Linked DNA regions of Homo sapiens: regions 1, 2 and 3 are each linked to region 4. A link is a contact called in ENCODE Hi-C data. All regions are on one chromosome and are shown on one strand. The core of a region is the stretch at or near the end of the contact, and the rest is flanking DNA. Distances in the headings are between cores, read along the strand shown.

What was found. Hi-C counts contacts between places; a loop is a spot of excess contacts on that map. Pooled maps may share reads with other maps.
Region 1: a loop to region 4 is called in a pooled map, with 5 times the contacts of the local background. The contact joins the enhancer-like site here to the promoter of TUT7 in region 4. A Hi-C loop is called at or near these places in 2 of 37 single-sample maps with no recorded cell type and 6 of 50 pooled maps.
Region 2: a map of CD8-positive, alpha-beta T cell shows a loop between it and region 4 (20-fold over the local background). The contact joins the promoter of CDK20 here to the promoter of TUT7 in region 4. A Hi-C loop is called at or near these places in 2 of 168 maps with a recorded cell type or tissue (CD8-positive, alpha-beta T cell and naive thymus-derived CD4-positive, alpha-beta T cell) and 9 of 50 pooled maps.
Region 3: a loop to region 4 is called in a pooled map, with 3 times the contacts of the local background. The contact joins the enhancer-like site here to the promoter of TUT7 in region 4. A Hi-C loop is called at or near these places in 6 of 50 pooled maps.

The regions. Positions count from the first base shown.
Region 1 is chr9:84,748,073-84,754,337 of GRCh38, forward strand. It overlaps NTRK2 (neurotrophic receptor tyrosine kinase 2), which reads left to right. Exons shown (of 19, transcript NM_006180.6): 12 at 3,914-4,013. Among named protein-coding and RNA genes, the nearest start is that of NTRK2, 81 kb to the left of the region's middle. Within about 2 kb of position 2,224, at least 2 of the 41 ENCODE cell types and tissues checked have a DNase peak (open chromatin) inside an H3K27ac peak, as active enhancers do.
Region 2 is chr9:87,970,981-87,977,677 of GRCh38, forward strand. CDK20 (cyclin dependent kinase 20) reads right to left here and starts at 3,553. Exons shown (of 8, transcript NM_001039803.3): 1 at 3,392-3,553; 2 at 2,942-3,055; 3 at 167-355. The coding sequence starts at 3,466. LOC105376131 (a long non-coding RNA gene) reads left to right here and starts at 3,655. Exons shown (of 3, transcript XR_930088.2): 1 at 3,655-3,882.
Region 3 is chr9:87,700,583-87,706,781 of GRCh38, forward strand. It overlaps DAPK1 (death associated protein kinase 1), which reads left to right. Exons shown (of 26, transcript NM_004938.4): 25 at 2,447-2,635; 26 at 5,550-6,199. Among named protein-coding and RNA genes, the nearest start is that of CTSL, 22 kb to the right of the region's middle. RefSeq lists enhancers at 1-146, 1,956-3,155. Within about 2 kb of position 3,494, at least 2 of the 41 ENCODE cell types and tissues checked have a DNase peak (open chromatin) inside an H3K27ac peak, as active enhancers do.
Region 4 is chr9:86,351,633-86,358,108 of GRCh38, forward strand. It overlaps TUT7 (terminal uridylyl transferase 7), which reads right to left and starts at 2,778. Exons shown (of 27, transcript NM_024617.4): 1 at 2,639-2,778; 2 at 1,048-1,598. The coding sequence starts at 1,567. RefSeq lists an enhancer at 2,627-2,836 and a silencer at 2,857-3,036.

The sequences.
Region 1 (6,265 bases), core at 974-3,473, 1.6 Mb before region 4:
CCAGCATTTTGTTGGATTTGCAGGGGAGGGCAGATCTCCCTTGTTCTATCCTAAGAAATATCCTCAGATGAAAACTAACCCATCAAGCAGCCAACCAACCAATCAAACAACTGACCAAACAAACTCACCCATGCTCATCTCCCGTGTAAAAACCACCTCAACACATGCAAGGTACACAAAATTCTGTATTTCTCAATCTGATTTTGAGGAAGTAATTCTTTTCATTGTCAAAGGCATCCTTGTTTACGAAAGGATTTAAATTTAGAATGGCTTCAGTAGCTTTAAGTATTTGTTTACAGATCCTTAGCTGCTTTTCAGCAGTAGAGCCCACTTCCCATTTTCTAGGTTGACTTACACATTCTATAACTAGGCAGAGAAGCCAGGGCAGGCATTACTGTCTAATGAAGAAGCAGAAGCTTGGATAAGTGAAGCATCTCTTCTAGCTGTCATGACTGGTAAAAGCAAGGTGTCCTGTGAACGCAGGGATCTAGGACTCCTAAATCCCAGTTAAGGACTGTCCAAAGCAGGGAAGAGACTGTACTGTGGTACTGCTGCATGGTTGGGGGACTTTCAGGCCAAGTCATCTAACCTCCCCCATCGCAGTTTTCTTATTTATCAAATGGAGTTTGACTTTGTTTATTTAGGTATTCTCCATCTATCTGTAGAAGTCTGCAATTTAATAATAAAGAAACTTATAGCTAAAATACTATGATCTCTTTCCCATGAAAACATTAGTTAGAAATAAAGATTTTTAAAAAACACCCAAAGTCATGAGGTCAGCTTGAGTGAAATGGTTACGTTTATCCATAATTAGCTTTGTAGGAGTTGCTACCATTCTGTTTGTATATAGGCTGCAGAGACGGAGTTAGATCTGTATTGGCTGGGCATGGTGGCTCATGCCTGTAATCCCAGGACTTAGGCTGAGGCAGGCGGATCACCTGAGGTTGGGAGTTCGAGACCAGCTTGACCAACATGGAGAAACCCCGTCTCTACTAAAAATACAAAATTAGCCAGGTGTGGTGGCACATGCCTATAATCCCAGCTACTAGGGAGGCTGAGGCAGGAGAATCACTTGAACCTAGGAGGCGGAGGTTGTGGTGAGCCAAGATCGCACCATTGCACTCCAGCCTAGGCAACAGGAGCGAAACTCCGTCTCAAAAAAAAAAAAGTCTATACTCAAACATTTGCAGAAGCGTTTTTGGGGAGATATACTCACAGTTAAAGTACCAGAGAAGAGAATGATCATTACTTTTGCTCCACACTGGCCAAGAGCTTTGTATGTCTTCTTTTTGTGCTCTGTGATTTATTTAATGCTCTTCTCATCTGACATGAAAGATGGTGTCCTGGGAGAATTAGCCATATGTTTTTATTTTCCTGCCTTCATTCTCAACCACATGCTTTGCAGAGACAGTGTAGTGGATAAATCACAGGATTTATACTTGGGCAGACTTGGTTCCATTTCCAAGCTCAGAAGGTGTGACTGTGAGCAGCTTACTTAATTTTTTTGTAAATCTTAGTTTTTTCATCATCATCATCACAGCTAACATTAATTTATTATATATTGTAGTAGATACTGTTCCAAACCCATTACCTGCATTAACTCATTGAGGATTTACAATAACCTACAAAGTAGAATAATTATATTCTCCATCTTACACATGAAGATTATGAGATGCAGAGAGGTTAAGTAATTCTGAAGTCATGCAGCAGAGTGAGAAATCTAGATTTTATACTCAGGAAAAACCCATGGTCTTAATCTCTACCCTATAATGCTTCTCACTATGAGATGGGTATATCAGTCAGAATAAGCTATGCTGCAGTAACAAAACCTCCACATCTTGGGGACTTAAAACAACAAAGTTTTCTTTCTTGCTTCATTTCGTGTATTGGCTAGGAGCTCTGTTCAGCCTTGTCCTTGTTCCAGGACTGTGGATGACAAAGCATCCACATTTTTAAAGGTTAGCCTTTTTCTTTATGACAGAGATAAAGAGCACTGTGGAGCAGGTGGAGCAGGGTTCCTCAACCTTGGCACTATTGGCGTTTGGGGATAAATAATCCTTTGTTTGGGGGGCTGTCTTGGGCACAGTAGGATGTTAATAATGCCTGGCCTCTACCCACTAGGTGCTAGTAGTACTTTCCCCCTCGTTGTGACAACCCCAAATTGTCAAGTGTCCCCTGGATGGCAATATTATTGTCCCTGGTTGAGAAACACTGCCTTAGACTAAGATCTTGGACAAGAAGTGAAGTTCTACACCCTGGCAGTGACACAAGTCTGAACTAGTCACATGAACCACTTAACCACAAGCAAGCCAGGAAATGTATCCTACAAAGAGAAACACAGAGAAAACCAGAAATATTAGACAAACAGCATTAATGATTACTATGGATAGGGATAATAATATCCATCTTAAAAATTGTTGTGCAGATTCTTAAGCCAGAATGGCTCTCTAAGAAATCTCAGAGCAGGCATTGGCGACTATGTTCAAGTCCAGCTGCTGCCATTGTAAATAAAGTTTTATTGGAACACAGTTATGCCCATTTGTTTACATATCATCATTGGCTGCTTTCATGCTCCACCGGCAGAGCTGGATCCTTAGTTGCGACAGAGACTGCAAGGCTGGCAAAGCCTGAAGTATTTACCATCTGACCTTTACAGCAAAAGTTTGCCAACTCCTGGTTTAGAGAAGCCAACTGTTTTTGGAAGCAGGACTTTGGGCTGAGTAAGACTGGAAGGAGACACATAGTGCCGCTGACAACTTTGCTCTAAAATGTTAAGATGCACTTAGAGGAGCATCATGCCTTGGTCAGCAGCAATGGTAGCAGAGTGATCGCATTTCTATGTGTACCTCTGTCATCTCTACCTCTGGGATGGGAGAGGATTCACATATATCTACATCTACCCTCTTGACTTGTGTAATCCACACCTGGCAATTACATTTTTAAACTTACTTAAACATTTTTAGGCTTATATCATATATATGGGAAAATGCACATATCATAAATTTACAACCCAATGGGCTTTGACAAGTGGAACTCACCCCAGAAGTGCCCTCCTGCTCCCTTCCAGTGCCACTCACTGTTCCCAGGGTACCCTGACTTCTAAGAGCAACAATAGCTAACCTTAAAAATAGCCTTTTATTATGGACAATTTTCAAACATGCACTTCAGTAGAGAGAATAGTAAAATGAACCCCATTGTATTCTTCACCAGCTTCAAGAATTATCGGGCTGGATGCGGTGGCTCATGCCTATATTCCCAGAACTTTGGGAGGTGTAGGTGGAAGAATTCCTTGAGCCCGGGATTTCAACACCAGCCTGGGCAATATGGCAAAACCCTGTCTCTGCAAAAAAACTTAAAAATGAGCCAGGTATAGTGGTGTTTACCTGTAGTCCTAGCTACTCAGGAGGCTGAGGTGGGAAGATACCTTGAGCCCAGGAGGTCGAAGCTGCAGTGAGCCATGATTGTGCTATTGCACTTTAGCCTGAGCAACAAAGTGAGACTCCGTCACACACACACACACACACAGAAAAATCACCAGTATTTTGCTGTTCATATTTCATATTCTCTCTCTCCCTTTCTCTGCCCACCTCTCTTTCTCTCTCTCCTCCCTCTTTAGATGGATGGAGAGAGAGCTGTAATATTTTTAAAATGCCAATTGGATAGCCATTTTTATAAGCTTTAACTTATGTTTTCTCATTTGTAAAGTAGGCATAATAATAGATCTTACATACTTCACTATAGGGTTGTCGCAGATTAAGTGAGTTGGTGTACATAAGGCTGTTATAAGAACAAGTGGTAAGCATTCAATAAATATGAACTGCCTGTATCATTATCATCGTCATGATCATCATCACCATATGATTATAGGGAACTAATTAGCAAGGTTATAACCACCCTCCCTTCCTTTCTCTAGGTCTATGCTGTGGTGGTGATTGCGTCTGTGGTGGGATTTTGCCTTTTGGTAATGCTGTTTCTGCTTAAGTTGGCAAGACACTCCAAGTTTGGCATGAAAGGTAAGAAGGGTTGTGTTTATTTAGCTTCTTATGTGGATCATTTTTGGCTTATGACTAATGCTAATTACCACTAAAGAAGGAAGTGGCTAGATTTATGATGATTAGGTTTTAAGGCTAAAAAAATAGCAACAAGGCTTTGATACTACAAATCAAGACGGAGCAAAATAATGTTGATTACTCAGCACTACCCACTTTTCCATGAGAACAGTTGTCCCGGGAGACAGAACTGGGTTCTTGAGTATCAAGGGACTAATAAAGATATGACAAAGAAATAGTACTTGATGTTTCTTTTGCTCCAGAAAGGCAGGTGAGACACAGTGGGGATAGGATAACCTGGACACATGTATTTTGTGCAGAAAGGTCTATGCTGCTGTACATTTGATTCCCAAATCTTCAGTGGTATGCTTTTGGTGTTGTTCCTGCTTTTCCAGATCCTCATTCTTTGAAATTTAAACAACAGTGTTATGAAGCAAAATAAGAACAGCTATCAGCAGTATATAGAAGCTTCGTGAATACATAGCTTTTTTTTTATTTAAGTGGAAAAATTAGCAGGGCTAGATTAAAAATTAGGCACTAATTGACCCAAAATAGATAACTTGTCTTTTTTTAGAGGATGGAAAATTAATTTTACAGGGAAAACTTGTATAAATTTCTTGTTACATAAAAAATGCCTTGGAGCAGTGATTTAATGATTTAAAACCATTTGCTCTGAAGTTTAAACTTATGTATTGGATAATATGCCAGTGTTGTATTTTGTGTGGTCTCCTATAGATAGACACTATTTAAAAGTGTCTAAATGGGAATGCTGTGAAGAAGGTTTAGTGGTGTCTTAGTTGTGCTGGAGAGTAGGTCAGGTGGATTTTCTTTATCTGTATGGTCTGTTAGAATTATGGGTAATGTTGCTAATATTGCTATTTACTTGAAAGGGAATGTTTCAGTAGCAATAAGTTGCCCAGCATACACTGACATCTGGGATAGAGCAGATCTATTTCTGATGTTTCCTCTTTTCCCTTTGTTGGTGCCTGTGAACATTTCTAAGCCAGAAATGAACAGGGAGGAGTGGTGGTAAATTGGGGCTTAAAATAACTCAAAAAACCTCGTCCTGGTTCCTGCTTGGCCAGCTGATCCTTGATGTTTCTTCAGGGGAGGAAAGATCTTTCATTCTCCAATTATAAATAAAGCTTGGGAGAGGGACCACCCCACAGTGATTTTAATTCATCCTGTGGGGTGGTTCTCAAACTTGACTGTGTGCCAAAAACTCCTATAGGACTTGAGAAAACACAGATTCCTGGGCTACCCCTAGAGTTTCTGCTTTAGCAGGCCTAGTGTTCACCTGACAGCTGGCATTTCTAACAGTTTCTGGAGAATACTGATCCTGCTTGCCCTGGTTGTTGTGTTCTCTACACAACAGTGTAGGGAATCACTGTTCTCTACAATAAACATGGGCTGCCAGGCCCCCTTCAGAATGTGACAAGATGTTGGTAGAGACATCGCAAACCAAACTCACCCACAGCTTTGCACACATTTTGGGATCCCCATATCTCAACTGCACCCAGGCCCAGGCTAGGCGGCTGCTCTGTGTGTGCCGCACCCTACCATGGCATTTGGCGGTTCTCATGTTTATCAGGTGCTTTCCTTCCTTAGAGGCACTTGGACTGGATGTCTCTAAACATAGATTTCACTGGAGGCTACCAACTAACATTAGAGTTTCTGGTCTTGAAGGGTTTAGTTTGAAATATTTCATCCCATGAGCTTTTTGGAGAGAGGATATACCCAGGTTCTTCTGGGATCTCAGCAAAAGCTAAGTGGGAATCCATGGAGCAAAATTTAGGAACTTCTTCCCACCCTTGGTTTAGGAAAATCACTGGCAGAATTACCAGTAAATGGCAACCTACTCCTTACAATGTGGCAATGGAGGAGAAAAAGCGTAGACATTTTCTTTCAGAGAAGAAAATTATGTTGCATATTGAGACTCCAGCACTAACGCTGAAACAGTATTTCATTTAGATAATTTGGGGTGATTACCACTAAAGCGTCTACGTTTTCTGAGTATAACCTGAGGGCATCCTTAATGAATTATAAGAAAGAGTGTGCTTAACCCTGCCACAGAGCCAGTAAATGGCTTCCTACAGCAGTAACTACTATACATATTGTATGTTTTGTTCCCTCATTCCTACACACAAATAAAATCATTTTTAGAAATTTTGTCTCAGAGACTTTTTTTTTTTTAGAATAGCTTACTGTTCTATTTT
Region 2 (6,697 bases), core at 2,303-4,802, 1.6 Mb after region 4:
GGTCAGCCCCGGTCCCCACCTCCTCCAGGGCCATGCCCTGGCCACTTACCTGGAGGCCTTGACCAGCTCTGTCCCAACTTCTTATCACACCTTTTACAAGGGCTAGCCCCATCCCCAAGCCAAGTCAGCTCCCCAGACCCCATGCCCGGCCTATGCTGAGACTGACCCGATGTACAATGTTGTTGGCATGGCAGAAGGCGACACCCTTGAGCAGCATCTGCAGGTAGCTCTTGACCTGTGCCTGGGCTAGTGGCCTCTGGGCATGGCGCACCACCTCGGCCAGATCCGACAGCATGAACTCAAAGGCCAGCACAAAGCCTCCACCGTGTGGGAACACAGCCTTCAGTTGTACCACCTGTGGGCAGGACATCTTGTTAGCCCCCAGACTCAAGTCACCAGACCCTCTCTGTGACCCTGAGACCCCAGCCCATGCCCTGACAGAGGACCCTGTATCCAAAAAGACAGTAAGCAAAGAAGGTGACGTGGACCTGAGCTAAGAATCAGAGAGCTCGATGCTCATGATTTGCTCTGCTCTCCTGAGATAAGGTGTGCCCCCACTCTAATTCTCCATGAACACTAAAAGGTCTAAAAAAGGTCATTTAGTGGCACCATCTGGTCCGCCCACCCAGCCTACCCGCCTGAAAATCATCTGGATGGTCACACATGAGATGGACAGGTCTCCTCCTGTTTCCTCTAGAACCACCGAATCCCAGCACCAAGGAAAGGACACCAGGAATCCCACCTTTCCCAGTGCTGGGACAGCTACAGACACATCACAAACACTGAGGCCAGTACTGTCAGAGGAGCCAGGCTACACAGAGAGTGAGCTGAGAGACAGGACTCTTAATGAACTCACAGCACAAAGGACAAACAGTTTAACAAATAAATGAATAAAAGGGATATATTCAGATTCTGTAAGTACAGGAACCAAAATACAAGGGGGCTGGGCATGACGTCTCATGCCCGTAATCCCAGTACTTTGAGAGGCCAAGGTGGGCGGATGGCTTGAACCCAGGTGTTTGAGACCAGCCTGGGCAACATGGTGAAACCTTGTCTCTACAAAAAATACAAAAAACTAGCCAGGCATGGTGACACGTGCCTGTAGTCCTAGCTACTTGGGAAGCTGAGGTGGGAGGATCACCTGAGCCCAGGAGGTTGAGACTACAGGGAGACAAAATCGCACTTCTACACTCCAGCCTGGGTGACAGAGTGAGACCCTGTATCAAAAAAAGAAAAAAAATCAACAGAACTAGAAGAGGATAGTGTGATTCTGTGAGTGGAGAAAAGGATACTTCTTTATTTAGGTGGGGTGGGGCTAGATGAGGACCCAGTTTGTGGGGATCTGGGATAAAGCTCTGAGCAGGAAGAAAAGCAAGTGCAAGGCCCTAACGCCAGCACAGAAGGAGGCTAGAGGGATGTGAGTACATGAGATTGTTTAAGGGAAGGATGTGTCTGCCTTGTTCTGTGCTCCTGGACCCTAGATAGGTGCTGGTCACTGGAGAGATGCCTAAGAAGTTGTGTTGAATGAGAGAAAAGGGAGAGGCCAGCTGGAGGTGGGCACATGGTGATAGTGCTCTAAGTGTGAAGAGAAGCCACCAGGGCTTTTTACGCAGGGGAGCCGATGACTTAACTTACACTTTTGACAAAGCCCTCCGGACTGTGGCTATGGAGAGCAGTGGGGAGGCTGCCACTGTCATTCTGATGAGTGGTGATGATGACTTGGGCAAGGAGCAAATCTAGAGTATGTTTTAAAGTTAGAACCTTCAGAATTGCTGACCAACTGGATGTAGGGACCATATCACCAGCTTCCTTATGGATCTCTCCACCTATCCCACACATGGCTGTCTGGAAGCCCTTTTATCTTCCTCAAAAAATCAAAATGGCCTGATTGCTGTTTTCGGATTTTTCAGGTAGTACACAACCATTTAACAGATCAAAACACATGCACACATTCAGGTAAGACATAAAATCCAACAGAAAAAGAACAAAAGAAAAATCCTACAGTCAATCTTAGAGTGTATTCTACCAGACTTTACAACAGATATGGCACACACAAATACACATTCACATATATAATATTTCCAAACAAAACCCAGATGACACAAAATTTTATAACATGCTTTTGTCATCCAATATATCATGCATATCTCCAGATCACAGAGACCCAACCCTGTTAACTCTCCAGGGAGTCAAATACATTCCCTATTTCGACATGGGTGAGAGAGAGCACCAAAAGAGTAATGACACTAGGGGTGAAAGATGCCCCTCTTCGTGTTCCAGCAGCCCCTCCCGGTACCCTATCACAGCACGAACCACACTAGGTGGGCCCTGTTGCCTCTGTCTCTTGTTAGCACACTTAAGTCCTCAGGAGCTGGGCTGGAGCTGGTTTCTCTGTGTCACCAGTGCCCAACACAGGGTAGAGCCTATGGGAGGTCCCAAGGGAAGAATGGACTCTCAATCAAACCTGGGCCAAACCCTCTACTGACTAACGGAGGGCCCAAGAGCTGGTGACATAACCTCCTCCTCTCACCTGAGAAACAGAGATCTGGAAACCTGCCTTGTACAGTAGTAAAGAGGTCTCAAAATGACAATGTATATAATGCCTGCAGAACACATCGGGAGCTCAATAGGTGCTAGTTACATTATAAATCACTACATGTTTTGAGAAAAAAAGTCGGTGAATGAATGAATACATTAAGAAATAAGTAGGCAAATGAGAGTGAATGTGTGAGAAATGAAAGAAATAGGTAAATAAAGGTGAACAAGTGGACAAAAAAGGGCAAAAGGGGGTAAGGAGGCAGATGAATGAGCAGTGTGTGTGAGTGACAGCGGGAGGAAATCCCTGAAAGCTGGTGAAGGCGTAGCTGGGAAAATGAAGGCACAAAGAAGTGGGAACGAGCGACTGAGGGTGAGAATACCATGCCCCCCCTCCCCTACTCACATACTGATTGTCCTCCATCTCCTGCAGAGCCTTAATCTCCCGCAGGGCCTGGTTAGGGAAGCCGTCCTCCAACCGCCTTAGGGCCACCTTCTTGAGGGCAACTATCTCGCCAGTCTGCAGGATAGAAGGCAGACACTGCCAGCCCACCCTCGGCTGGGAAAGAGAGATGAAGGTGGGTGAGGGGAAGGTGGTTGAGAGAGAGACACGCGCCCCCGGCTCGGCCAGAGGCCCTCCTCGGGGGTCTAGGACTAGCCTGGGACCCAGCCGCTGGGGTAGGGGACCAAGCCAGCTGTGCGGAGGGAAGCGCAACGGCCCAAAGTAGGTTTAGAATATGAGTAGGTTTTAAAAACTGTACTGGATGTAAAAAGGGAACCGAAACAGTTTAGAGCGTTAGCCGGAGGGTGGCGGGGGCACACCCCCGCCAGGCTGCCGGCCGCGGTCCAGCCTCACCTCCACGTGCTTGGCCTTGAAGACGATGCCGTGGGCGCCCTCCCCGATGCGGCCCAGGATGCAGTACTGGTCCATCCCGCTGCAGTCGTGGGCCTGTGCCCCTGTGCCCCTGAACTTCCAAACTCCACTTCTCCTCCACCCCACGCTGATCTGAGCTCGCACGCTGTTGCCTAGCAACAGCGCGGCAGCTGACCACTGGGGCGGTTCCTGTAGGCGACGTCACCAGGAGAACGGAAGCTGCGTCGAGTCAGGGGTGACAGCTCCGGGCCCCACTGCGCCTTTTCCTAGCCCTCCGCTGTCACGCAGCAGCAAGCTTAATCCCGCATAAAAAACGCATGCGCCGAGAGCGTGCCCGCAGCAGGGCCCACGGAACGATGACAGCAGGCACCTCCTATCTGCCCCCGCCCCCGGCGTCACGTGACTAGCTGCGCTGGTGCACGCAGCCGGGAGGGGCGGGCTCCTTCCCCTGGCAAGCCGGAAGCTCCGCACCTGTAAGTAGAGGTTCAGGCTTCGACCACGCGCAGGTGCTGTTTTCTAGCTCCGAAAGCCAGGCACTATTGATGCAGACAGACAGGTCCCGGGCTGCGTTGTGGAAAGAGGGTCTGTGGGTCCTCTTGTCTTAAAATGTCAGTTGGCTACGTGTACCCACAGATTTTTAAAAGGGCATACTCTGAGGGCCGGGCACGGTGGCTCACGCCTGTAATCCCAGCGCTTTGGGAGGCTGAGGCGGGCGGATCATCAGGTCAGGAGTTCGAGACCAGCCTGACCAACATGGTGAAACCCCGTCTCTATTGAAAATACAAAAAAAATTAGCCGGGCGTGGTGGCGTGCTCCTGTAATCCCAGCTACTCAGGAGGCTGAGGCAGAAGAATCGCTTGAACCCGGGAGGCAGAGGTTACAGTGAGCCGAGATTGCGCCACCGTACTCCAGCCTGGGTGACAGAGCGAGACTCTGTCTCAAAAACTAAAACTAAAAATAAAATAAAAGGGCATACTCTGACCCAGACAGGACAGAGTAGGCCTTAAACTTCTGAAAGGATGCTCAACTTCACATACAATAAACAAATGCAAACTAAAGTTACAGTTTTTCACATATTGGATGGCTAAAGATCTCAGGTCTAATAGTTCATTGACCAAGCTACGGGAAAACAAGCACTTTCATACATTGCTGGTGGCAGTATAATTTGACGATGTTGATCAAATCACAAATGCACAGACCCTCAGACTCAGCAAAGCCACTTCTAGCAATTTCCCCAATAGACACCTTTTACACATGTGAAATGACATGTACAAAGTTATTCCATTGCAACGTTGTTTCAACGGCAAACTATTGGAAACAACACAGATGTCCATCATTGTGGTGCCTCCTTCAAATGAGGTATTAAATCTTTTTATGTACAGCAATGGGAAGATTTCTAAAATAGGTTGTTAAATGAAAAAGGCAAGATGCAGGACAGAATGCATAGAGTACCACTGGCTGTGTAAACAAAAGGAGAAAAGAATATAAATAATGCTTGTACATCCATTACAAGATATCTGGAAAGATACACAAGATTTCCTGAGTGTGGTTACCTGGTGGAAGAGGGACTGGGAGGACAGGGGGACAGAATAGGAGGCAGACTTTTCACTGGGTCTCTTTACATTATTTGAGTTTTGAATATAATTTATTAATTTTCCAAAAAAGCAAATATTTTCTAGCTTAGAAATTTCACTTCTGGGTTAATAATTGCAGAAGAATGACTTGATGTCCATACAAAGTATTCCTCCTGTTTGATGATAGCAGAGATCTGAAAACAACCCAAATACCCAGATGGAAAAATGGCTAAGTTAAGTTAAGGGAGTGCCATAGAATGGAATAGTTTTTAGCATTAAAACTGGCGAAGATAGGCTGGGCATGGTGGCTCAGGCCTGTAATCCCAGCACTTTGGGAGGCCGAGTCCTACGGATCACTTGAGATCAGGAGTTTGAGACCAGCCTGGCCAACATGGCGAAACTCCCTGCCTGTACGAAAAATACAAAAATTAGCCGGGCATGGTGGCACTCGGCCTGTAGTCCCAGCTACTCAGGAGGCCGACGCGGGAGAATCGTTTGAATGGAGGAGGCGGAGGTTGCAGTGAGCCGAGATTGTGCCAAGGCACTCCACCCTGGGCGACAGAGCAAAACTTGGTCTCAAAAAAAACAAACAAAAAAAAAAAGATACAGTAGGGAAAGGATGGTCTTCACAAATAGTGCTGGGTCATTTGAGAAGTCATAAGGGGAAAATAATGTATATTGACCCCAGTCTCACACCATTCACAAAATTGATTCCAGATGGACTGCAATCTAAATATAAAAGGTAAATAATGAAGCTTTTAGAAGAAAATTATATCTTAATGGCTTTGGATTAATTCAAGATCCTTAGGTTACAGAATACACTAAAAGAAAAACAAAAATGAGAAATTGGCCTTCATCAATGCTAAGAATATCTATTCATCAAAAGATACCATTAGAGACCAGGCACAGTGGCTCACACCTGTAATCCCAACGCTTTAGGAGGCCAACATGGGAGAATCAGTTGAGGTCAGGAGTTCGTGACCAGCCCGGCCAACATGGTGAAACCCTGTCTCTGCTAAAAATACAAAAATTAGCCAGGCATGGTGGCATGCACCTGTCATCCCAGCTACTCAGGAGGCTGAGGCAGGAGAGTTGTTTGAATCCAGGAGGTGGAGGTTGCCGTGAACCAAGATCACGCCACTGCACTCAAGCCTGGGTGACAGAGTGAGACTCCATCTCAAATTAAAAAAAAAAAAAAAAAGATACCATTAGAGAGTGAACAAGAAAGCCACAGAAAGGCAAAAGAGAACTGTAATACATATATCTGACAAAGGACTCACATGTAGAATTTATAGAGAACTTTTATTATAACACTGAAGAAGAAGCAGACAATCTTACAAAAAAAAAATTAGAAAAACCTGGAATAGACACTTCGCAAAAGGTGATTCCTGAACAGCCAATAAATTTTGCAATATGTGTGTTTAACTTCCCTGACTAGAAGGGAATTTCATATTAAAACCACAACAGAGTGTTATTGTAATCACTAGAATAGTTTAAATGAAAAAGATAGATAATACCAAATGCTAGCAAAGAGCAACTTGAACTCTCATACACTGCTGCTAAGAGTGCAAGTTCATACAACCCCTTGGAAAAACTGGCACTTTTTTCCACAGGCACGTACCACCACGCCTGTAGAGGCAGGGTCTCTCTATGTTGCCCAGGCTGATCCTGGGCTTGAGGGATCCTCCCACTTTGGCCTCCCAGAGTACTGGAC
Region 3 (6,199 bases), core at 2,244-4,743, 1.3 Mb after region 4:
TGAACTCCAGGGCTCAAGCAATCTGTCCATCTCAGCCTCCCAAGTAGCTAGGACTATAGGCACGCACCACCATGTCTGGCTAATTTTTTTGATTTTTTGGTAGAGACAGGGTCTTACTATGTTGCCCAGGCTGGTCTCGAACTCCTAGGCTCAGGTGCTCCTCCCACCTCAGCCTCCCAAAGTGCTGAGATTACAGGTGTGAGCCACCATGCCTGGCCAATTTTGGGAAAAAACCAAAAAATTCAAAAGTGACTTATTGTGGAATATTTAGAAAATTCAGAAAAGTAGAAAAACAGTCACAAACTTTTTTGAAAGACAGAAAAGAATAAATGAACAAAGGGAATGAGACTGTATTCTTGGGTTGCAAGATATGACTATTTTATTTTTCCCTAGTTATATAAATGTAATACAATTTCAGTTAGCATCTGAATGGGTTGAGGGGATTGGGATTTTTATCTTAAAATTTCCATGGAAAAATTCATTAAACCTATTATAAAGCCCCTGATAATCAATACAGTTAAATAGGAGGAAAAGCTTAGAGGGTATAGAAGTAAATCATAATATCTTTAGAAATATAATGGAAAATAAATATGTCATTTGAATTTAATGGGGTAAAGATTATTTAATAAATGAACCTGGCACAACTGGCTATTTGTCTGGAAGGAAATAAAGTTGGATTCCTACACCCTACAAAGTCCAAAAATAAATGGATTAAAGCTTTTAAGTAAAAACATGAAACAATAAATACCTTGAATAGAAATTGTGGAGAGTGTATTTTCAAAATAACTAGGGACTGAGGGAACCTGTTAAACCAAGATCTAAAACCCTAGAAATTTTAAAAGAAAATATACCTGTTTGAAAATGTAAAAATTTTTAAAATTTTTTTCTAGCAAACAAATTAAGTAAACAAAGTTGAAAGGTGAAATAGGCTGGGAAAAAGCATTCTCAATGCTTTGGACAGATAAATGGTCACACCGTAATGTTCAAAAAGCTCTCCGGAATTGGTAAGAAAAGGGCGAGCGTCCCAGTGGAGAAGTGGTGGCATTCACTCTGGAGTCTTCCTGCTGCCGAGGCCTGAGGACAAATGCGGGCAGATGCCTGTCTCCCTCTCTTACCTTTGAAGCTGCCTCTGGGTGTATTTTTTTTTTTTTTTTTTAACTGCTTTGCTAATAAGAAAATGCTGTGCTTCCCGCACCAGATTCTGGTTCTAGATGTGCTTCCAGAATTCTCGGGAAACCCTTTCCTGTCTCCAGAAAACCCTGCCCTTCACACCAGATATCCTCGTTGGGGTCCCACTGTGGCATCATCAGAAGATAGGGGGTAGTCCGGTGAGGCCTGGGAGGAATCTGTCACAGAAACCAGGGGCGGTGATCTGGGAACTAACAGTGGTCTCTGAGGGCCCCTGTGCTTCCCCACCAGGTCTGGATTGAGGCTGCATTCCTGAGGCAGGAGGGAGTGTCCCTGGAGATTTTTGAGCTGGGCTCTGGCATGATCTGCTGCTTCTCAGACACCCCCCGCCCAACCCCTAAACTCCTGAGCTCAGGCAGGTGGAGCCCACCACATCAACTGCACTCACCCCTGAGAATTTTGTTTTTGAATGCAGAGTGGAATTTAGCTGACACAAAAGAATTTGAGAGGGGAGTGCGGAATTAATGGCACGGTGTAGCCTGTGGCTTATGTGGTTTCTAATTCAGAGGTATGTGGATTACGTGAGTCTGTAACATATGCTGATCTAATTAACCAAGTTAAAAGGTTAAAAATCCACTTCAGCCTACATACCAAGAATGGGTCTAATTGGAAACAATATTTCAACAACAGTCCCCACGAATGCCTAATTTACTGGTAAACACTCACTCTAATATTGATGATGATACTCATTCTCTTTTCCTCTGTTCATAAAGTGATCATTGCCTGAGTGAAACAGTCACGAGAGAGAGAGCGAGGGAAGAAAGGAGGGAGGGAGGAAAAAGTGAGGGAGTGAAACATTAGGAGTTGGTGAACATTAGTTGATTGAGTGACTGAGTCCACAATTCCAAAAACGTTCCTAGAAGACTCAAAATCTATTTAACATGAACTAAAGAGCCTTTATAAAACTTTATATTTGAGCAATAGATGAGGCTTAAAAGCAAGTCTAAAAGACAACTGCCCCAGTACTCAACCCAAAAAACACAAACTAGCCAGACACAGTGGTGTGTACTTGTAGTCGGAGCTACTCAGGAGACTGAGACAAGAGGATTACTTGAGCCCAAGGGTTTGAGACCAGCCTGGGCAATAGCGAGACCCAGTCTAAAAAAAGAAAAAAAAACGTCAACAACAACAAAAAAACCCACTCGTTCATCAAATCACCTGCAAGGCGCCTGAATGAAAGGTGTCCTTTCCACTGTGGCTCTGCTCAGGGCACCCACAGCTGCAGGTGAGTTAACCTGTCTGGCCCTGCCCCCTCTAGGTCTGTCCTCCCATGACTCACCTGTGTGAGAAAATCATCTCCACGCTGCCTTCCTGGAGGAAGCTCAATGGACCCAACCAGCTGATGTCGCTGCAGCAGTTTGTGTACGACGTGCAGGACCAGCTGAACCCCCTGGCCAGCGAGGAGGACCTCAGGCGCATTGCTCAGCAGCTCCACAGCACAGGCGAGGTGAGCCCCTGGGAGCCCAGGCAGGGGGCCGTGAGAGGTGCCAGGGACTCAGCCTGTCCCAAATTCCAGCTCTTGGAAGTGGTGTGAGCCTGGGGAAGCAGTGTGGAAATGGTCCAGCTAACCTACAACATTTCCACACGTGTGACAAACACAGCCTCAAGTGACGCTCTGAACTGCAGTTCTCGGCTCACCTTAGGAGCTGTCATTTTGTCTTGTCGTGTTTTGCTTTTATTTCCAGAGTCTGTTAGTTTGGGAGTGCAGTGCCCACTGCCCTGGGTGACTGGGTCTCTCTTCACTCCCCCTGGGCACCAGGAACTTAATCTGCTACTCCTGGCAGCCTTCAGGATGGCTTCTTTGTATCAGCGTGGAGTCATCAGCTCCACACAGATCTCCTGGGTGGGAAAACAGTTGAGAAAAGGCAGTGAGGTGTCCTTGTGGAGGCAATGTCTGGAGATACAAAGACAGAGAACTCTGGTGCACAGATACACAGAGTAATCATAATTAAAGATGCACATTAAAAAACTCTAGCAAGCAATGCCCAGCAGAAATGATTGAGAATGGGAGGCTTTGCTCTGGTTCTGTGACATTGAGCACCAGGGCGCGGTTTGGAAACCCTGTTCTAATGGCATCATATGCCTGTCCCAGGAACGGGGGCAGTGCCTTCGTGTTTCTCCACCATGTGAAATTGGGAGCCTACATGAACTAGTGTGGGCCAAGAAGAGCGGTTCTGAATATTGCAACTAAAAGCAGCTCTGAGATTATTAAAAGCCAGATGCTTACCTCCCCAATCTCAGGTGCCAGGTCTGGCCCTATAGCCAGTTTGTATGAGTCATACAAATTTCTTGAAACTAAACCTGAATCCACAAGCCAGTGACCTTGAAAACTGGAGTCGCCGGGCAGTAATTTCATCAGCCTTTAAACTCCCAGTTAAATGGCCAGAGAATCTGCCAACTCATCCAGGAATACTTTAAAGTGATTGAATCCAAGGAAGAACACAGGTGAAGGACCACATCTTAGATGACAAGATACTGCTGGATGTAAAAAATGTGTCAATTCTAATTCTAAACTCCTTTGGCACAGGAGTCCCTTGCTTTCTAGTAGTAGACCAGCAACTTTCTAGATCATATCATATAGTCTCCTTTATTTGTCATTACATCCCTGCTTGCCCTTGAGAGTTTAGTAAGTAAATGAAGATGTAAAGAAGGAGGGTAATTAGGCAGCAGGAACTACATTGTGTGGCCCGACTTTGATTGGCCCCGGGCCTCCTCCAGACCTGCCTTCCGTATCTAATTTGCAGATCTTCAGAACTCCCCAGTGGCCCTTCTGACTCTGTTTTCTGGCCCAGGGTCCCACACTACGTTTAGCTGACTGTCTTAGCTCCCTGTTCTCCTCCACTATGGGACAGTTTCGTCTTTCCTGAGCCTGAGGCGATGAGCAGTGTTTAGGACCAAACTGCAAATGGTATTCCAGCAAATGCTGTATCAGGAACTAGATCAATATTGGCTCTGCCCTCCAGGAATTTTCAACCTAGGTTCAATTCTGAATAGACTCTTAGACAGGGGGCATCTTTCAGGTTTAAGCCAGACTGTGGGCAGGAAATTACTGTGTGGTCACCGGTGGGGTCAGAGCCTCCAAGTGAGGGAGTCCAGGGCGATGGCCACTCTCCAAGAAAGGAAGCAGAACTCTTCCATAAAGGGAAAGTTCCTTCTGTTTTTTGTCACTTTTTTTTCCTTTCTTTTTATTTTTTTAAGAAATAAACACAACCAAAAAGCTAAAGTCCCCTTGGGCCATCATCTCTGGTCTCACTCCTCTCTCCCCTTCTCGGAGGCCAACTATTATCATGGCAGCATATCCTTTCAGGCCTTTTCTATGTGTGTGTGTTAAACATTCACATAATGGTATAATAATAGAATGTTCTGACTCTTTTTTGAAAATGTTCTCAAGCCTTTAGAGAAGTTGCAAGGATAGTACCATGAACTCTCATATAGGCTACATTTATTTATTTTTTTAATTAATTAATTAATTTTTTTTTTTTTTTTTTTGAGATAGAGTCTCACTCTGTTGCCAAGGCTGGAGTGCAGTGGCACAATCTCGGCTCACTGCAGCCTCCGCCTCCTGGGTTCAAGTGATTCTGCCTCAGCCTACAGACACAAGCCATCACACCCAACTAAATTTTGTATTTTTAGAAGAGACAGGGTTTTACCATGTTGGCCAGGCTGGTCTCAAACTCCTGACCTCAAGTGATCCACCCGCCTCGGCCTCCCAAAGTGCTGGGATTACAGGCATGAGTCACGGTGCCCAGCCTACTACATTTAAGCTGATCAGTTGTTGACATTTTGCTACATTTGCTCGATTCCTTTCCTTTCTATTTATTTACTTATTTATTTTGCAGACATGATGACATTTCTTCCCTAAATAATTTAGCCTATATCTCCTAAGGAGAAGGATATTTTCCCACATAACCCAATATAATTGATGATTCCAGAAACATAACATTAATATAGTACTATGATTGAATATATCATCCTCATACAAGGGTTTGCCACTGGTCCCAATAATTTCTTTTAAAGCTATTTTTATTTATGTACTTATTTTGGGATTCAGAATCCAGTCTAAAATCACTCATTGCATTTGGTTGCCATCTCCCATTTTTTTTTCTTCTTTCATTTCGCTGGCCTTTTTGAAGACTTCAGGGGAGTTGTTTTTCAGAATCTCTATTCTGACATTTTCAAGCTGCTTTTCTCCACTCGGTGTTTGGTTTTTGAGACGCATCCACGTGGAATGGCCTTGGGTCACTCCTTAGAGCATCTGCTCAGCCTCTGTTGCCGGCATCAGGCCCTTTAGTGCTCTAAGTGGCTGGTGCACCTGGCCAGGGCTCTGTCCCTAAGCGTGACTTTCTGTTGTCCCCCCGCAGATCAACATCATGCAAAGTGAAACAGTTCAGGACGTGCTGCTCCTGGACCCCCGCTGGCTCTGCACAAACGTCCTGGGGAAGTTGCTGTCCGTGGAGACCCCACGGGCGCTGCACCACTACCGGGGCCGCTACACCGTGGAGGACATCCAGCGCCTGGTGCCCGACAGCGACGTGGAGGAGCTGCTGCAGATCCTCGATGCCATGGACATCTGCGCCCGGGACCTGAGCAGCGGGACCATGGTGGACGTCCCAGCCCTGATCAAGACAGACAACCTGCACCGCTCCTGGGCTGATGAGGAGGACGAGGTGATGGTGTATGGTGGCGTGCGCATCGTGCCCGTGGAACACCTCACCCCCTTCCCATGTGGCATCTTTCACAAGGTCCAGGTGAACCTGTGCCGGTGGATCCACCAGCAAAGCACAGAGGGCGACGCGGACATCCGCCTGTGGGTGAATGGCTGCAAGCTGGCCAACCGTGGGGCCGAGCTGCTGGTGCTGCTGGTCAACCACGGCCAGGGCATTGAGGTCCAGGTCCGCGGCCTGGAGACGGAGAAGATCAAGTGCTGCCTGCTGCTGGACTCGGTGTGCAGCACCATTGAGAACGTCATGGCCACCACGCTGCCAGGGCTCCTGACCGTGAAGCATTACCT
Region 4 (6,476 bases), core at 1,528-4,027:
CAAACACCTTATAGGTAACCAGTGTATGAACTGGCCACTGTGAGATAACATGAAGAGAAAAGGCATCGGGTGATCTAGAAAGTGTCCATATTCCCTGAATGCATTTAAACTAAAAAAATTTATTTAAAAGTGCTGGCCAGTTTGAAACACATTCTATACAACCACTAAAAAACGCTTTCAGCCACTAAACTTACAAGTCCATGTTTCCAACTGTGATATTGTTTCATTTTTTCCATCCAATTTGTGACTTTATTTCATTTCGGTATATATCTCCCATTAGATAAAAATAACCTTCCTGTTTGCAGAAATCGTTGCCACATGGATAAAATCTACTTTTTACTTTTAGAAAAACATATTATCTCCTTATTATCCCTTTGGGGCAATTAACCAAGCATGTGAGGGCACCGAGAAATTAGTTTTGGTCTTACTGAAACCAAACAGCAAAGCTTGAATCTATTTCTGACTTTCTAAACTTGTTTCTCAACCTGTTTGTCACGATCCCTTTTGAAAAACAAAGATCTCAGATTATCCATCTCGGGACACTGACACTACATCCAAAAGATATATCTCTTGTGGCAGGAGATATACGCAGTGTATACTGTGTTTTTACATCAACAAATAAGTTTTTTTTTTAAAAAAAGCTTTATATTCTGTCATTTATATTATGAACACATTAATTATTCAAATACAAAATTATAATCACAATTTTGAAAACACACAAACCACTGAGCAATTACGATATGGTCCCCTGGAGCATATAGCTACCCTCTTCTGTAAAAAACACGTTACAGAAAACATGTTTACTGACGTAAAGTGAGCCCTGGGGCAAAGTAAACTTTTAAAGGGATCAACATATGAAATGTGTTTTAGCTGCTCAAATATCATGATTACTATCCTTAAAATAATCACACTAAGTGACCATTTCTTAAAACAGAAACTGTGAAAAACTGAAACTAAATTGCTGAAAATAACAAAACTCATTTGGATGAAAAAGAATAAAACATTGCTGACTCTGGGGTTGTGATCTGACAAGTTGGAAAACATTACCAGGACTTCCTGCTTCCATTTCTGACGTGGTTTCTAGGCTTGTTAGGTCTTTATGAAACAGTCGTCTTACAGTTCTGCAGCCTCTTGTGTCTTGCCACCTATAACCATCTTCATTTTCTTGAAAGGAGTCTTTTCTTTGTCGGTTTATAACAGGAATTCTAGGTCCAGGTTTGAATTCTCTCCAGTTGTCTGAATTACCAGTATGTTCATCAGACAGCCATCTCTTACTCTGATCTTTGTGGCTGTCATTCATCCAAGCGGGTTGACTGTAGATTGGGTTTTTAAATGCATATGGATTGCTGGAAACAGCACATGGTCCTTTTCTGGGGGTATTCCCATAGTTCCCTGGTGTTATCTTCTTTTTTTGAAGGCCCTTTTCCATTTTACTGCCATGGCCTTTAGCATGGTCATCTATTATTAAATAATCTTGTTGGGGGTGACCCCTTCTGAAGTCATCATCATCCATAGTCCCCCGGTCTTTAGTGCGCTTCACGAAATAAGGTTTTGCTGTATCTCCCATGGTCTTTGACTTCAATTTTCTTACTTTGCACCTGAAAGAAGGTATTTTGGGGAAATATCAAACTATATAACAAGATATCATACAAGTATACAAAATAACAATTTATCGTACAGATGCCCCAAAGCCTGTAAGAAAGAAACTCCCTATTTTTTTAAAATAAAAATTCTATCACATTCTTAATAATCAGTGCTTTACCCTAGAGGTTGGGAGGCTTGGTCCTCTAATATTCTTCATGAAAATTAATACTTACTATTTAGCATGAAGATTAAATGTGTGAATAAGAGAAGCTCTATAGGTTCCAGAACTGTAGCATAGTAGAATATTACTCATATCAAGTATGGTCGGCTTTTCCCTCTGTAACAAGGCGTTTCTCTTCAAAGAAAACCTCATCCCAAGCCAATATTATTACTAAACTACCGAAACAGTCTTTTGTTTTTTAAGTTGGCAATTACTTGTAAGTGTTATACACCGAAACTTTACGTGAAAGGAGTACTACATTTCTCAACTCCAATTTTCCGTCCCTTCACCACCCCTATTCTGGACAGACCGGCTTTGAGCGCTTAGGTTACGGAGGGGCTGGGCTTCCGACCAAGGTGCAGCTGTAATTAAAGAGGCTGGGTTTCCGATCAAGGGACAACTCCATCTAACCTCCTCAATCCCCGTTCTCCAACCCCAAACAAGTTTGGTTTTGTCAGGAACAGCAATTCCCTGAGGAATGACACTCCTCTTCAATCCCCATCTGACCGCTCCACCACCGATCTGCCTTAGTTTCCACCCTTTTGAGCCCGACGTGGAGAAAGAGGAGGCGTCCCTGCACTCCTGGCCAAGAAGCCACCGTGGGGACCAGGAAGCAGGAAGTGACCTGCTGTCTCCATGGGGTTCCAGGGTTCCCCCGGCCGGCCAGGGGGCCAGAGCCGAATGTCTTGACCCAAATCCCGTCTTCTGCGCCCGCAGTCTGACAAAAAGTGAAAACACGGACTCGAACCCGAGGGCTCAGCCTCTGCCGGCCTGGGGGTTCCTCGGTCACCCAAACTGGTGCGAGGAGGCCGGCGGGGGATGGAACCAACGTACCTCCGGGGCCAGGCCGGACAGCTACTCTGGAGTCCAGGAAACCAACTGGAGAATCAGCCCGGAGGCGAGTCTGGCAGGGACGTTGGGAGAAGGCGCCCAAGAGCACTCACCACCTTCGCCGCGGTCCCCAGCCTCTTCCTGTCCCGGCCGGGCTCCCTCTCCGTGTTTTCCTTCGGCCCCACTTCCGGCGCTCAGCGCTGTCTCATTGTGCGCGATTGGGAGCCGACTGTGCCCCCGCCCTAGCGCTCCGCCGCGCACACCGGAAACGAGCGACGCGCCCCGCCCCGCGGTGCCCCGCCCACGCTCCGACCCCGCCTCCCGCGCCTTTGCCAGCCTGGCCTCTCCTGTCCGGCGCCCCAGCGCACTCGCTCCAGGTGTCGGGCGCCGGGTCTGGCCACCGGGCGCAACCGTCGGAGCGGGCTAATTACTGGCTCGCCGGATAGCCGGTTCGCCGGCGCTTGGGGGCCAGGCCCGAACTTCTTACCAGAGCGGCGCCCGCCCCTTTTCTCTCCCGGCTTCGACGCTCCTCTGGTTCCCCTCTCTGCTCGGGAGGCTAAGTGCTCGGGAGAGGCGCGGGAGCCAAGACTTATGCACCCGGAGAGGGACGCGGAGCCAGCGGTCGGGCAAAGCCGCATTCCCCGCGCTTGGGGCCTCGGCTTTGCCCCTGGGTGCTCCCCGGTTACTTCCAGGGGGAGTAAAGGCTCCGAGGCCTCGTAGCGCTCTTGGTGTTTTTCTGATAATTCGTAGTGATTAATGTTTTCGTGAATTCTTAATTGCCGACCTTGTAGAAATGCCAGCATTTAAACATCCACTGCTCACCCAGATCTCAAAGTGGTCAAGGAAAATGCTCTGCTTTTTTCTTAGGTTGTGTAAGGATTACTTTTACTTGGAAAAAAAAAAAATCAGTTCATTTCGAAGAATATGTGTAATGGCAAGGGATGACCAGAGAGCGTTACATTCGAATTTTTGAGTTGAAGAGTGCACACCTCGAACTCGGGGTTGCTTTTTCTTTCTTTACTGTATGACCTTCCTTGCTGTTTACAGTGTTCTAAATGCTTTGAAAAACATCAAGCAACTAGTGAAATTAGGGAGCGTTGGGAAAATCGACAGTTTTCATTTCTCTGCTTTTTTAAAGCATGTAAATTGAAAGCTGTCAGGTCCTGTGGAGCAATGGTCTTAAAATAATAACACACAAAGTTCTGGCTATGCCAATAACTGTTTTGAAGGCTTTACAAATATTAACTCCTTTGTTTTATATTTTTGTAGAGACAGGGGTCTCCTATGTTGCCCAGGCTGCTCTCCAATTCCTGACCTCAAGCCATCCGCCCAACTTGGCCTCCCAAAGTGTTGGGATTACAGGGGTGGTCCACCATACCCAGCCTTAACTTCTTTAATCCTCACAGCTTCATGAAGACTATATCATTATCCCACTTTTAAAGATGAGGACATTTAGCACTTGCAGTGAAGTAAATGGCACTGCTGCAATCCAGACCCTGAATATGAGGCTGTTATTAACCATGTGGCTATACTAAAAGTGATATAAAACACATTCCTACAACTTTTATATAATTCCTTACTTAGATATTTTGATTGTGAAAATACGTGAGGATCAAACTGATAGTCTCTTCAACAGGCAGACAGTGGCCTTGAAAATATAGTCCAAAAGGGAGTGTGGAGATGCATGATTACATTAATTCTGAGACAGCAGCGTCACCACGCCCCACCCAAACCAGTAATTCCTGTGCAAAAGAACTGGTTTAGAAATCTGCCTCCACCTAGAGTTCTAGAGTAGCAGCAGAGGATACATACTTTTAAGGATTTTTTTTTTTTTTTTGAGATGGAGTGCCACTCTGTTGCCCAGGCTGGAGTGCAGTGGCATGATCTCCGCTGGCTGCAACCTTTGCCTCCACCTAGAGTTCTAGAGCAGCAGCAGAGGATACATCTTTCTAAGGATTTAATTTTTTTTTTTTGAGACAGAGTCTTACTGTGTTGCCCAGGCTGGAGTGTAGTGGTGCGATCTTGGCTTACTGCATCCTCTGCCTCCCAGGTTCAAGTGATTCTCCTGCCCCAGCCTCCCAAGTAGCTGGGATTGCAGACAGGCACCACTATGCCTGGTTAAGTTTTGTATTTTTAGTAGAGACGGGGTTTCACCATGTTGGCCAGGCTGGTCTGGAACTCCTGACCTCAAGTGATCCACCGGCCTTGGCCTCCCAAAGTGCTAGGATTACAGGCGTAAGCCACCAGGCCTGGCCCGATTTAAAATACTTTTGCCAGGCACTTTGGCTCCTGCTTGTAGTCCCAGCAACCCTGGAGACTGAGGTAGGAGGATACCTTAAGCCCAGGAGTTGGAGGCTGCAGTGAGCTATGATGGTGCCACCACACTCCAGCCTAGGCAACAGGGCAATACCCTGTCTCTCTCAAAAATAAATTTAAAAAATAAAACGTTTTGAATTTGCGTTTTCTTCAACGTCTTTCCCAAAGCCCAACTTCTTTTATTCTAATGGTTGCTTTTAAGATTCATTTTGAGGACAAATCAGGCTCTCTCAAATAAGATGCAGTACTAATCAAAATATATTGACAGCAGAATATACCTTTTTCTGTCCATATTATGCTGTAATGGATATTTAAATTGGTCCTAGGAATTCTTACAATCTGGTTGGAAATTTTGATTTGAGTTTTCTTTGGATGTCACTGGAAGGATTAATGAGTTTCTCAGAATCTTTATGGTGATTGCTTCACGGTCTTGACATATTTCCAACAACCTGGAGCAGAAATGTGAGGGCAAAGGCTGCCATATACTGTTAAGCAATGTTCAGAGGACCTTAATACTGCTCCATATGTTACAATATATTTTCTATCTTGAGCTTAACATTGTAATACAACTTGAAATCTTGTGATTCTATCTCGAAATTAACATTTAATACATAATATGTCTTGACATTCTTGTAATTCTATCTAGAAATTAACATTGTAGTACATGTAATACATCTTGGCATTTTTGTAATTCTATCTTGAAATTCACATTGTAATACATGTAATACATCTTGAAGTTTACATTGTAACACATGTAATACATCTTGACATTCTTGTAATTCTATCTTGAAATTAACATTGTAATACATCTTGACAAGTCAACTTTGAACAAACCCAGTGCTTTTTTTCTATACAGCCATGGAGTCAGAAATACAGGAATTATATTCATAGCTTTATCAGCCAAATTCTTTCCCCAGTGTTTTATTTTGTTTGGTTTGGTTTGGTTTTCGGTTTTTAGAGCTCTAATGCTTAAATGCCAGCGGTTTTTATCCACATTGTTAGCAAGTTATGTTGGTTTGTCCTTCAAATCTGTCTGGAGTCCAGTAACTTATCACTACTTTCTCTGCTTCCAGCCAAATGCTCACCACTATCACTTGCTTCCACCTTGTCCTCCAATCTACTCTTGACACAATAGCCAGAAAATGCATATTAAAAATCAGACTGAGTTACCCCTCAAAACCTTTCACTGGCTCCCAATTTCTCTGGGAGTAAAAACCAAAATCCTTCAATGACTCAGGGCCTTTCCCTTTACCTCCCGATCTCAGCCCTTATTCCTCTTACCCCAGTGGTATAATATAAAATATATTTGGCCTTTGTCCCCAGTTTCTGTCATAGAGCTCTTAAAATCCTTGAAATTTCCTGAGTGATAGAAGTGTCTTTCCGTGTTTATAGTGAGCCCCTAAACTCCTGAGTTTATGCTAATGAGATGATTTAGGATGGGGGCCCTACATAGCCTCAGCATGGGGCTAATCACCAGAAAGACCAAGTGATTGGAGGATTAGAGGGTTAGAACTTTGAGCTTCAC